2 separate regions of the Homo sapiens genome follow, and region 2 is linked to region 1. Evidence: chromatin contacts called from ENCODE Hi-C or POLR2A ChIA-PET data. All regions are on one chromosome and are shown on one strand. The core of a region is the stretch at or near the end of the contact, and the rest is flanking DNA. Distances in the headings are between cores, read along the strand shown. Region 1 has its middle 170 kb from the start of RHOU. Region 2 has its middle 96 kb from the start of LINC02815.

Region 1 (4,916 bases), core at 1,436-3,935:
TCATCCTTAGGGAAGGGAAGCATGGTTTTTCCATTGGCCAGTCTTCCTAGAGAATGAAAAGTTATTTGCAAACCCTTCCCCTGCAGCAGCCACAACCCCAAAGCAGCTTCCTTAGCCATGAACGCGCTTGGAGTTTGATGGAGTGACATGAATGAAAGGCTTAAGGTTTGTGTATTAGTTGTCTACTGCTGCTGCAACACATTCCTCAAACCTGGTGGCCTCAACAATACAAATTTATTATCTTACAGCTCTGGAGGTCAGAAGTCTGACACAGTTCTCATTGGGTAATAGTCAAAGTTTTGATCAGGCTGCATTCCTTTTGGAGGCTCTAGGGGAGAATTCTTCTTTCTCTCTTCCAGTTTCTTTTTTTTCTTTTTTTTCTTTTTTTTTTTTTTTTTGAGACAGACTCTTGCTCTGTCACCCAGGCTGGAGTGCAGTGCTGTGATCTCTGTCTTGCTGCAACCTCTGCCTCCTGGGTTCAAGCTATTCTTCTGCCTCAGCCTCCTGAGTAGCAGGGACTACAGGTGCCTGCCACCATGCCCTGCTAATTTTTATACTTTTAGTAGAGATGGGGTTTTGCCATGTTGGCCAAGCTGGTCTTGAACTCCTGACCTCAGGTGATCCACCTGCCTCGGCCTCCCAAAGTGCTGGGATTACAGGCATGAGCCACCGTGCCTGGCTGCCCTCTTCCAGTTTCTAAAGGCTGTCCCCTTCCTTAGTTCTGAACACATTCCTCTATCTTCAAAGCCAGCAATGCTGCATCTCTCTGATCATTCTTCTGTATCACATCTCCCTTCTGCCTTCCTCATCTACTTTTAAGAACCCTTGTTCTTGAACAAGGACATTGGTCCTACCTGGATAGTCTAAGATAATCTCCCTACCTTAAGGTCAGTTTATTAGCAACCTTAATTCCATCTGCAACCTTAATTCCCCTTTGCCATGTAACATAACATAGTCACAGGTTCTAGAGATTTGGGCACAGATATCTTTGGGGAGCATTATTCTGCCTACCACAGTCTGGATAAGGTGAGAACTGGCCAGATCATGGAGAGAACAGCAACCTCAGAACTGCTTTCTGACCCAAATACAACACATAGGGAATGGCTGTGAGACAATTCCCCCTAGGGATATTTGCTGACCATAGAGAACCTATATAAGCGACAGTGGTTATCTGTCTCCATGTATACGATGTCCAGACCCTACTGGTCCCCCAGGATATTTCATCTCAAACAGACATATCCAGCTCAGTGTGTTTCATACTTTCAGCATAGTTTAAAATGTGGGGAAGAATTCCTCCTGGAACTCAAAGGGGATAAATGTTGGGGGATTAGTGAGAATTTCTGAAATTGGGAAAGTTAAAAGTTGGCAAACTCCTTTATTATTCACATTAGGCTTCAACTTAGCAACTTACCAAGATTGCCTTGGGCCTCCATGCCATCCTATTCACTGTGAAGTGAGCATGGCCAATCTGGTTTATTTATTTTTTAGGGGCAGGGAGGGTCTCATTCTGTCATGAGGTTGGAGTGCAGTGGCCCATTCATAGTTGCTGCAGCCTTAACCTCCTGGGCTCAAGTGATCCTCCCACCTCAGCCTCCCTGGTAGTTGGGACCACAGTCATGCACCGCCACGCCTGGGTAATTTTTAAATTTTTTGTAGAGATGGGGTTTTCACTGTGCTGACCAGGCTGTTCTCAAACTCCTGGGCTCAAGTGATCCTCCCACCTCGGCCTCCCAAAGTGCTGAAATTACAGGTGTGAGCCACCAAACCCCGCTCTAAACCATTTTATACTCTGATTCATCAGCATTGAGTTGCACAGAATACAATACACTCTCGCTAGTTTAAGCGGAGAAGAAATATTGAGGGTGTGAAATAGTTTACAGAATCATTGGGAGAGCAGAGGAAACAGATTTGAGGCTAAGCTTCTAGGAATTACATCCAAAGCCACATTGCAGGACTGGTGGCCAAAGTCACCAAAGTCACCACAGTCCCCACAGTCCCCACAGCTCCTGCTGCTCTGAGGAGGCTGCCTGCTGAATCAGGAAGCCGCGACTAGCACTGCAGTCTGCAGAGCTGCGCAGGGAAAGCTGCCTCCAAGGAATCGAAGCACTGTTCCTGTAGCTGCTCACTGCATGGAACAGTGATCTTTCTGCAACAGTCCCACACCTGCAAAACTGGAAGTCTTGTGTCCCGCCTCTTGTTTGGCTTAACTCTGCTCTGAAATCAACCCTTCCAGGAGGGAATTTGCTTGGCAGATACTAATCACATCTGGAGCCTTGGGCCTGGGAAACATAGGGTTTAGCTCTCCAGGCTCTGGGTGAAGGAAAGGAGAGTGTTGGGATAGATAGTGAGGAATCAGCCCAGGGCGCCCACCATTGTCAGTGAGACAGTGGGGAAGAGTTAGCACCCGAAGCCCCCAAGCCCACTGTGGAAAGTGATTTCACCTGCGTGAGGATCACCAGAACAGAGTCTGAAACAGGGCTCCCCAGAGCATGTCGCATCTTCCTCCTCCTTCTTCATATCTTTCTTTTTTTAAACAAAATTTCCTGGGCTTGTGTGGTTCAGTGTTTGGGTTGACTTTTGTTTCAGCTGAACTAGTTGACTTATTCTGGCTTTGTGGCTGCGCCAGTGAAATATGTACATATTTTGCCTGTGTACGGCTATCTTTTCCTGTTTTCCTTCAGGGATTATACATCAGCACAGAGTCCATGGCACTGCTCCAGATAAAACAGCGCGGCAGAATCATCACCACTGGCAGAGCTCTCTGGTTGACTCATGAGGATTGGGAATAAATGACCAAATATAAACAGTGGAGTGGTGCCAACTGAGGCTCCCTTGTAGCAAACGGTCCCCTGTGGCATGTGAAAAAGAGGCCGGGAAAAGCCCAGCTGTGGGCACCATGCCACTGACTGCCGCTAATTTACTGCCATGACTACTCCAGGGCACCCTGATTTCTGCTTTTCAGAAACCTTTTGTGCATTGTTTTTTCCACTATCCCCATTTGGTTGACTAACCTGTAAGGCACTGGCTCCCTCAGCCAGTCAGGGCTTAGGCCTGTTTTGTCACACTGCAAATCCCTCACTGGCTGGTTGGTAGCCGTGAGAGAGGACGCATTGATATTCCTAACCAAGTCTTGCTGGCCTTTAGCTTCCACGTGCTTACCTGCAAAATCCTCAGCTTATCTGGTGTAATCAAGATAAAAAATAAATGATCGATCGACCGATCGATAGATAGATAGATACATACATACATACATATTTAAATGCATAGATGAGATTGGTAGATAGATGATAAATAGATGAAAGATAGAGATAGATATGATAGGATAGGTAGGTAGATAGACAGTCAATAGGTAGGTTGACAGACACACAGAGAGAGACATGTAGATGTCACAGCACCGGCCATTGAAGGAGCCTGAACAACCTCACACATGCACAGCACCAGGCCCCTCTCCTTCTTCTCTGGCTCCTTACAGGATCTTCTGTCCAGAAGCTGCTGGAGGCATCAGTGGTTGCCCTCCATGGTTAGCACCCTGCCGGGGGGTGGGGGACATCTCCTGAAACTGAAGAACCCCCATGGCACTGAATGACACAAACTTCCCTTCTAGTCTCCCAGCCCAGGGTGGCACTGTGTCCTGTGCAAAAGTGAGGAGGATGCCCCTTTTCCCAACTCTGTCACTCTTTCTCATCTGAGCCTTAAAGAGTCGTGGCATACTCTCAGAGTGTAACACAGACCTTCCTGAAAACAACCCACTTTACGCTACCTGTAGTCTCTTTCTCCAAGACACTGGCCACAATCCCAGGGCCACATGTAAGCTCTCAGCCCAGGGTACTGGCCCCCAAATCTTTCTCTATCAGCACTCCTCCCCATCAGCACTGGCCACTCAGCCTGTGGGTGTATATGCATGTGTGTGCTGGGTATTGAGTGTGTGTATGTGCTGTGTTGAGCGTGTGCATGCATGTACATGCAGGGAAGCACAGTGTAGGCTAAGCTGAGACCCCTCATTTACTTAGGTGGGAGGATACTAAGAGATCTAAATACACACATCAATAGCAGGGGCTCTGCAGACACTCAGCAAGCTGGGAGTGGCCACCTGGAGGCTGTGTGGAAGGGGCCCCGAGGAAGAGCTCACCTTAGAAGATAACGCTTAGTCTCTGGTCCCTGCCAAATGACACTGTTACACTCCTAAGTTCCCTGCTCTCCAGGACATATTCTGAATACCAAATAAGACCCATGAGGCATGGTAGCTCAAACCGCAGGTTCCAGCGTGTCAAGTGTGTTTCCAGGACCAGCTGACCCTGCTCCAGTGAGAGGTTACCAAAGGCCTCTCAATATACAGGACCACCCACATCACTGCAGACCCCGCCAATATGCCAGAGCACTGATCACTTGATCTGAACAGAAAAGAGTGGCAGCCTAGGAGGGGCTGACGCTGAGTCAAGCTCGCACCCATTGAGAACATTCTTCTTCCCAAGTATTCCCTGCAATGACAGTGTAAGAAAGCTGGGATGCAGATAGAAATACTTGGTCTAGCAGTTTGGGTTTTTGCATTTTTCTGTAAGATTGCATTAAAGTGTGACATGGGTCCATGGACCAAGGAAAAGTTTTGGATTCAGTGGACTAAGCCTCATAATGTTATTAGGGCTACTAATGGGTGACGTTACAGTCTCTTCCTGCCACCTGCAGAGGCCCCAGATGGACCCATCCCTTCTAATGCACAGCTCTCCACACCCAACCTGTGGGCCTAGTTACAGTTGTGTGGTGGGGCCGACCCTCCACCCACACCCTGGTGGCCGCAGCAGTGAAGAGGGCTACAGCTTCCATGGGTGGGTGGCAAGATCTCATACCAGTCCCATGAGAAAGCTAAGATGCTTTATAAATGCTGCAAACTGTCAGCCCGCAAGTGAGTGCTTAATGCC
Region 2 (4,916 bases), core at 1,323-3,822, 160 kb before region 1:
ACACCCAGCTAATTTTTGTATTTTTGGTAAAGACGAGGTTTCACTATGTCACCCAGGCTGGTCTCAACCTCCTGGGCTCAAGCGATTTTCCCACCTCAGCCTCCCAGTGTGCTGGGATTACAGACGTGAGCCGCCACGCCTGGACAGGTCAAATATTATAAATTTTTCTGTGAAGGTGTTTTAAATGAGATCAACATTTAAATCAGTAGACTTTAAGGACAGCAGATTAGCCTCCATAACACGGGTGGGCCTCATCCAAACAGTTGAACACCTTAAGAGAAAAAGACTGAAATTTCCCAAGGAATATGGAATTCCTCCAGCAAACGGTCTTCAGTTTTGAACTGAAACTCTTCCCTGGGTTTCCTGCCTGTCCACCTGCCCTACAGACTTTAGATCACCCTGGCCTCTACAGTCCTGTAAACCCATTCCTTAAAATAAAGTTTCTCTCCCTCTCTCTCTTTATGCACACACACACACACACACAGAAACACACAGACACACAAACACACACATACACATACACACAAACCCACACATACACACACACACACATGCACACACATATACACATACACACAAACACATACACAGAAACACACAAACATAGCACACACACATACACATACACACACACACAAACACACAGACACACACACATCCTGTGCATTCTGTTTATCTGGGTTCAAACTCCAGCTCTTCCACTTACAGTGAGATTTTAGACAGGCTATCTCAAATCTTTGCTTCTGTCTCTGTAAAGTGGAGATTATACATTTAGTCCAGTGCCTGGCACTTAGGAAACTATTAATAAATTAGAACTCTAACCTTCATCAGGCCATGATGATTATCATAGTAGCACTGGGAAAAACTGTAAGAAGTCTTGCCCTTCCTGTTCTTCAAGAAATCTTGTCTCTATCCCTCATTCTAAGCAGTGAAAACCTCACCTTTTCTTGAAAATCTCAAGGAAATGAGATTGTACAGACATCCTCTGCTGAGCACAGCAGCCCTGCCCGGCACGTGAGGGCCCGATGGCCCCAGTCCCACCTCTCCCCTCACTGCCGGGCAGCAGGGAGGAAGCAGCAGAAAGCGTTTCCCAGTCAGGACACGTTTGTTGTCAGCTCTTTCCTGGACAGAGCCAGCTTTTCCTTCTTGTTTTACTTGGCATCGATCTGTGTATTATCTGTGCAGTTCTCTGGAAAAGAACAGAAAACCAACTTCCTATGTGAATAGCCAAGAGCACTGACCTCTCTGATCTCTGGCTGTCTTCAGGACTAACTCAGAATTCCTGGCTCCTCCTGTCTCTGGCCAGGGAGGCCGCCTGAGTTGGTGCACAGAAACCTCAGCTGGTATCGGGAATGTTCTGCAGGACCAAGGGTGGTTCCAGGGTTTTTACATAGAAGGGGCTTGAAGGCAGGAGTTTGGTTGAAAGAGAAATTGTCCTATAATTGTATTTGCAGCACAAACACAATGGTTTTATTTAGAAGGCATATCACAGAGCATGAGGGTGACAAACTGGCCAGTGGGATAAATCTGTCCCCCTACCTGTTTTCGTAAATGAGGTATTGTTGGAACGCTTCTATGCCCTTTCTATTGCCTAAGACTTCTTTCGCATTGTAGCGGCAGAGCGGAGTAGTTGAAACAGAGGCTGTATGTGTGATCGCAAAGGTCTAAAATACTTACAATCAGGTCCTTTACAGGAAAAGTTTGCAAATCCCTGTAACACAGCAATAAAACAGCACATTTTAAAAAAAGATGCTACATTTATAACAATGTGCGTAAAAATAAGAAACTATCCTTTGCTCATTTCAAATCATATTTTGGGGATGTCTCGGTGGGTGGTTTAATGAGGCCCCTGGGTGGGAAGAGGAGTGTAAATTTTCCTAAGTGACGTTTGTGCTGTGACCATGGAGACACTCCTTCCTCAACCCAGGTCCTCTGAATCTCACAGAATGCCAACCTGTGGTCTGAGTTTCTGCTTTGTTTTCAGGTTTTGGCCTCTGCCCAGCAGCACAGACTGTCCTCTCACCCGGGTTGTTTTTTCAGTTTTTCTTGCATCGTGGCAGCTATGGAAAACGGCATTCATTATTTGTAAAAGGATGCGGCTGCTCACGGCTGAGGAGACAGCCACAGGAGCTGTCCCAGACCCCATCCCCAGGACTGAGGCATTGGCCTCTGCACACGTGAAACCCATTAGCAGCCCGGAAGACACTGCAGCGGAGGGCTGGGAGGCTCCCGCTGGTGAGCTTCCCCTTGTTCCTGGTGACAGCGCTCTGGATCTGCCACTCAGGGTGTCAAGGAGAGTCGGTCACACTTTCCTGTTCCTGCTCCAGGATGGGGCCTCCTGTCCCCCAGGGCCCCAACCTTAACAAAAACCTGAAGGAGCATGCTAGGTCCTGGTTGAGTTGTTTTCTCCTATGTTTCATTTAAGCCTAATTAAAGTTCTGGTATTAGGCCAGAGAGATATGATACTATTAGCTATGTTTTGTAATGGAGGAAATGGAACCTCAGAGCACTGCGGCAAGTTGCTCAGGTAAATGGGCTCTGAGCCAGAGGATCAAGTGCTGGCGGTGTGCTGGCAATGCCAACAACAGGATCTCCTTGCACAGCAGGGAGTGGGGAAGCCTCATCCACAGCATCTGCCCCAGCCCTTGAATAAATCCCCTACCCAGGGGGCTCACCAACCCCGGACTAGGATCCCTGACCCTCTCTGGGCCTCTATTCCCTGACCTGTGGGTTGAGAAGGTGTAGCGCCTGGAGCTGCGGAGCAGACCTGCACAGGAAGTGCTTTAAAAGCCACAGAACCTTTAAAAGCCACAATCTTAGACGGCGTGGGTCGGTGCCAGCAGAGTAGGAGCCCCAAGCATGAAAAGACCTGGCACATCCCACCTCGGTCACCCATGTGCGACTAAAAGCAGATCCGACACTAAGCCATATGTTTAAGAAGGCGTTTTTCTCATGATGCCTATGTAAATCATCACATAAAAAAAGTGTTGGGCTCCCTATCTTGCTATTGCCCTAAGCATGTTTTTGGCCTTTCCACTGGGTGACCCAGCCTGGGGACAATATGTTTGAGAAAGATAGGTATCTTGTAGCTTTCAGGACCCAGCTGGAAACTTTAGGAGAATTAGGGGTATCCAGTATCCAGGTTGGAGTAACTTCAACAGCCTGGGACTGAGTTTAGACAAATGGCCTGCAGAATTGTACCTAACTAGCTGTGTAATCACTCATGAATTGTTTTCTGAGCACCTCTGGCAAGGTGCTGAGGGGGAAGAGGTGAGATGCTTGTCTTCTCTGGGGCTGGGGATGGAGTGAAAGATGCATGTGGCAGAGGCCACTTATGACCCAGGGAGTGCTGCTGCCATGATACCTGGGCAGCATCCGAGGGCCCATAATGGCCAAGTGTGCTGTAAGGGGGTCAAGAGATCACCGTTGAAGTTGGCAGCTGTGGGAGGCTTCCAGAATGGCAGATGGAGCTGGGCCTCGAAAGGCAGGTGGGATTCCAGCAGGTGAGGACGGAGGCTGGACCAGCACTCTCAGGGATCCATCGAGTGGTTTTTCCTTTCTCTGTTTCACTTGGATGCCCTTGATTCTCACTTCCATTTCCTCTCCTGGTTTGACCCCTGAACTACATCCACAGGTGAGAGGGCAGCCTTGACTCCCCTGTTCTGGGACTGGTTATTAGGCTTGGTAGGGGTGGAGAGGAGGGTGGCTTCCTCCCAGAGGCAGTAGTAATATACCCAACCGACACTCCAGCTTTCCTTAAAGGCATCTTCGCATCCCTTTAATGAGTTCATTTTTCCATTATGTAGCCTAGAGGTGTGTGATTGGTTAAAATTCAAAGAACTAGTATTTGGCCACCTTTTAGCACCATTTAGCAATTATTTCAAATATGTTCCTTTAGAATGTGCAGGTGCTTGTTAAGAGTTCTTTTCAGCAAAGATCCTAACACAACCGGAAAAGTCCTCGTGTAATATCCTGTTACGTTCTCTAGGTTGATTTTACATTCTGCCTATATGACTGAACACATTTCCAATGCAATTAAAAAATAGTTTGCAACAACTCAGTGGGTGCTGATGTGCAGCTTCCTCAGTTGCCTGGCCCATCATTTTCATCAGGTTACTCTTAGGGCGTTCTGTGACCCATAACACTAAGGCTATGTGACCCATAACGTAAGACCAAGGCCTGCTGGCCTATAAGGCAAGGTGCTGTTACCAGCTTACTTGATGCCCCTGGCTCATCTTAGACTTGAGGTCTCCTAACTCCTTGCTTAGAACACTTTCACAAGATTCTTTTGTCCCCTAAACAAAACAAAACAAAACAAAACAAAACAAAAAACAACCCAAAACCAAAAGCCTTGAGACCTCACTTTTTGATTTGAATTTTTATTTAACCTAATGTCCTTTTATCTCTTAATAGTTGGCTCTGGAACCCACTATGCAGCTGAATCCTCTTTCGTCAGCCCTTGTGTTTGTTGGTATAATTTGGTGTAAAGGAAAATAAAAAACTCTCAGGACCCCCGAAGTCCTTATGCAAAAGGGAAGGTTAAGCCTGGAGACGGAGTCACATAACACTCCCTTCCAAATGAAGAGCTGTTACCAGCATTATGTGGTTCCCCTCTGGAAGGTAAAAGTCCTCAGACATCTACAAAGGACTACCCCACAGACCATTCATAAGTAAATTCTTTGCTAGCCTCCTATAAATAAGCACATGTCAATTGTAACTTTGGATCTACAGTCTAAGGCTAGCGCCAAAAACTAGTCAGTTCATTCTGTATTGATAATGTGAGTTACAAGCTTATCTTCCCAGGTGCAGAACATAGACAAGATGAGACCAGTCATTCCTCCACCTACCCAGAGAAGTCTGCATAATCAGTTCTTCATTTACTCCCTTTTTTCTCTTCAAACATTCCCTTTATCTTA

Evidence for each region. A loop is a pair of places that touch in the nucleus more often than their neighbours do. ChIA-PET counts read pairs that join two places held with the same protein, here RNA polymerase II (POLR2A). Pooled maps may share reads with other maps.
Region 2: a loop to region 1 is called in a pooled map, with 2.3 times the contacts of the local background. The contact joins two enhancer-like sites. A Hi-C loop is called at or near these places in 1 of 50 pooled maps. POLR2A ChIA-PET finds 5 or more read pairs at or near these places in 2 of 52 experiments (SK-N-SH and WTC11).

Annotation. Positions count from the first base shown.
Region 1 is chr1:228,901,085-228,906,000 of GRCh38, reverse strand. No RefSeq gene overlaps it. Among named protein-coding and RNA genes, the nearest start is that of RHOU, 170 kb to the right of the region's middle. RefSeq lists a silencer at 2,625-2,919. Within about 2 kb of position 2,685, at least 16 of the 41 ENCODE cell types and tissues checked have a DNase peak (open chromatin) inside an H3K27ac peak, as active enhancers do.
Region 2 is chr1:229,056,112-229,061,027 of GRCh38, reverse strand. No RefSeq gene overlaps it. Among named protein-coding and RNA genes, the nearest start is that of LINC02815, 96 kb to the left of the region's middle. RefSeq lists enhancers at 559-1,058, 1,686-2,186. Within about 2 kb of position 2,572, at least 16 of the 41 ENCODE cell types and tissues checked have a DNase peak (open chromatin) inside an H3K27ac peak, as active enhancers do.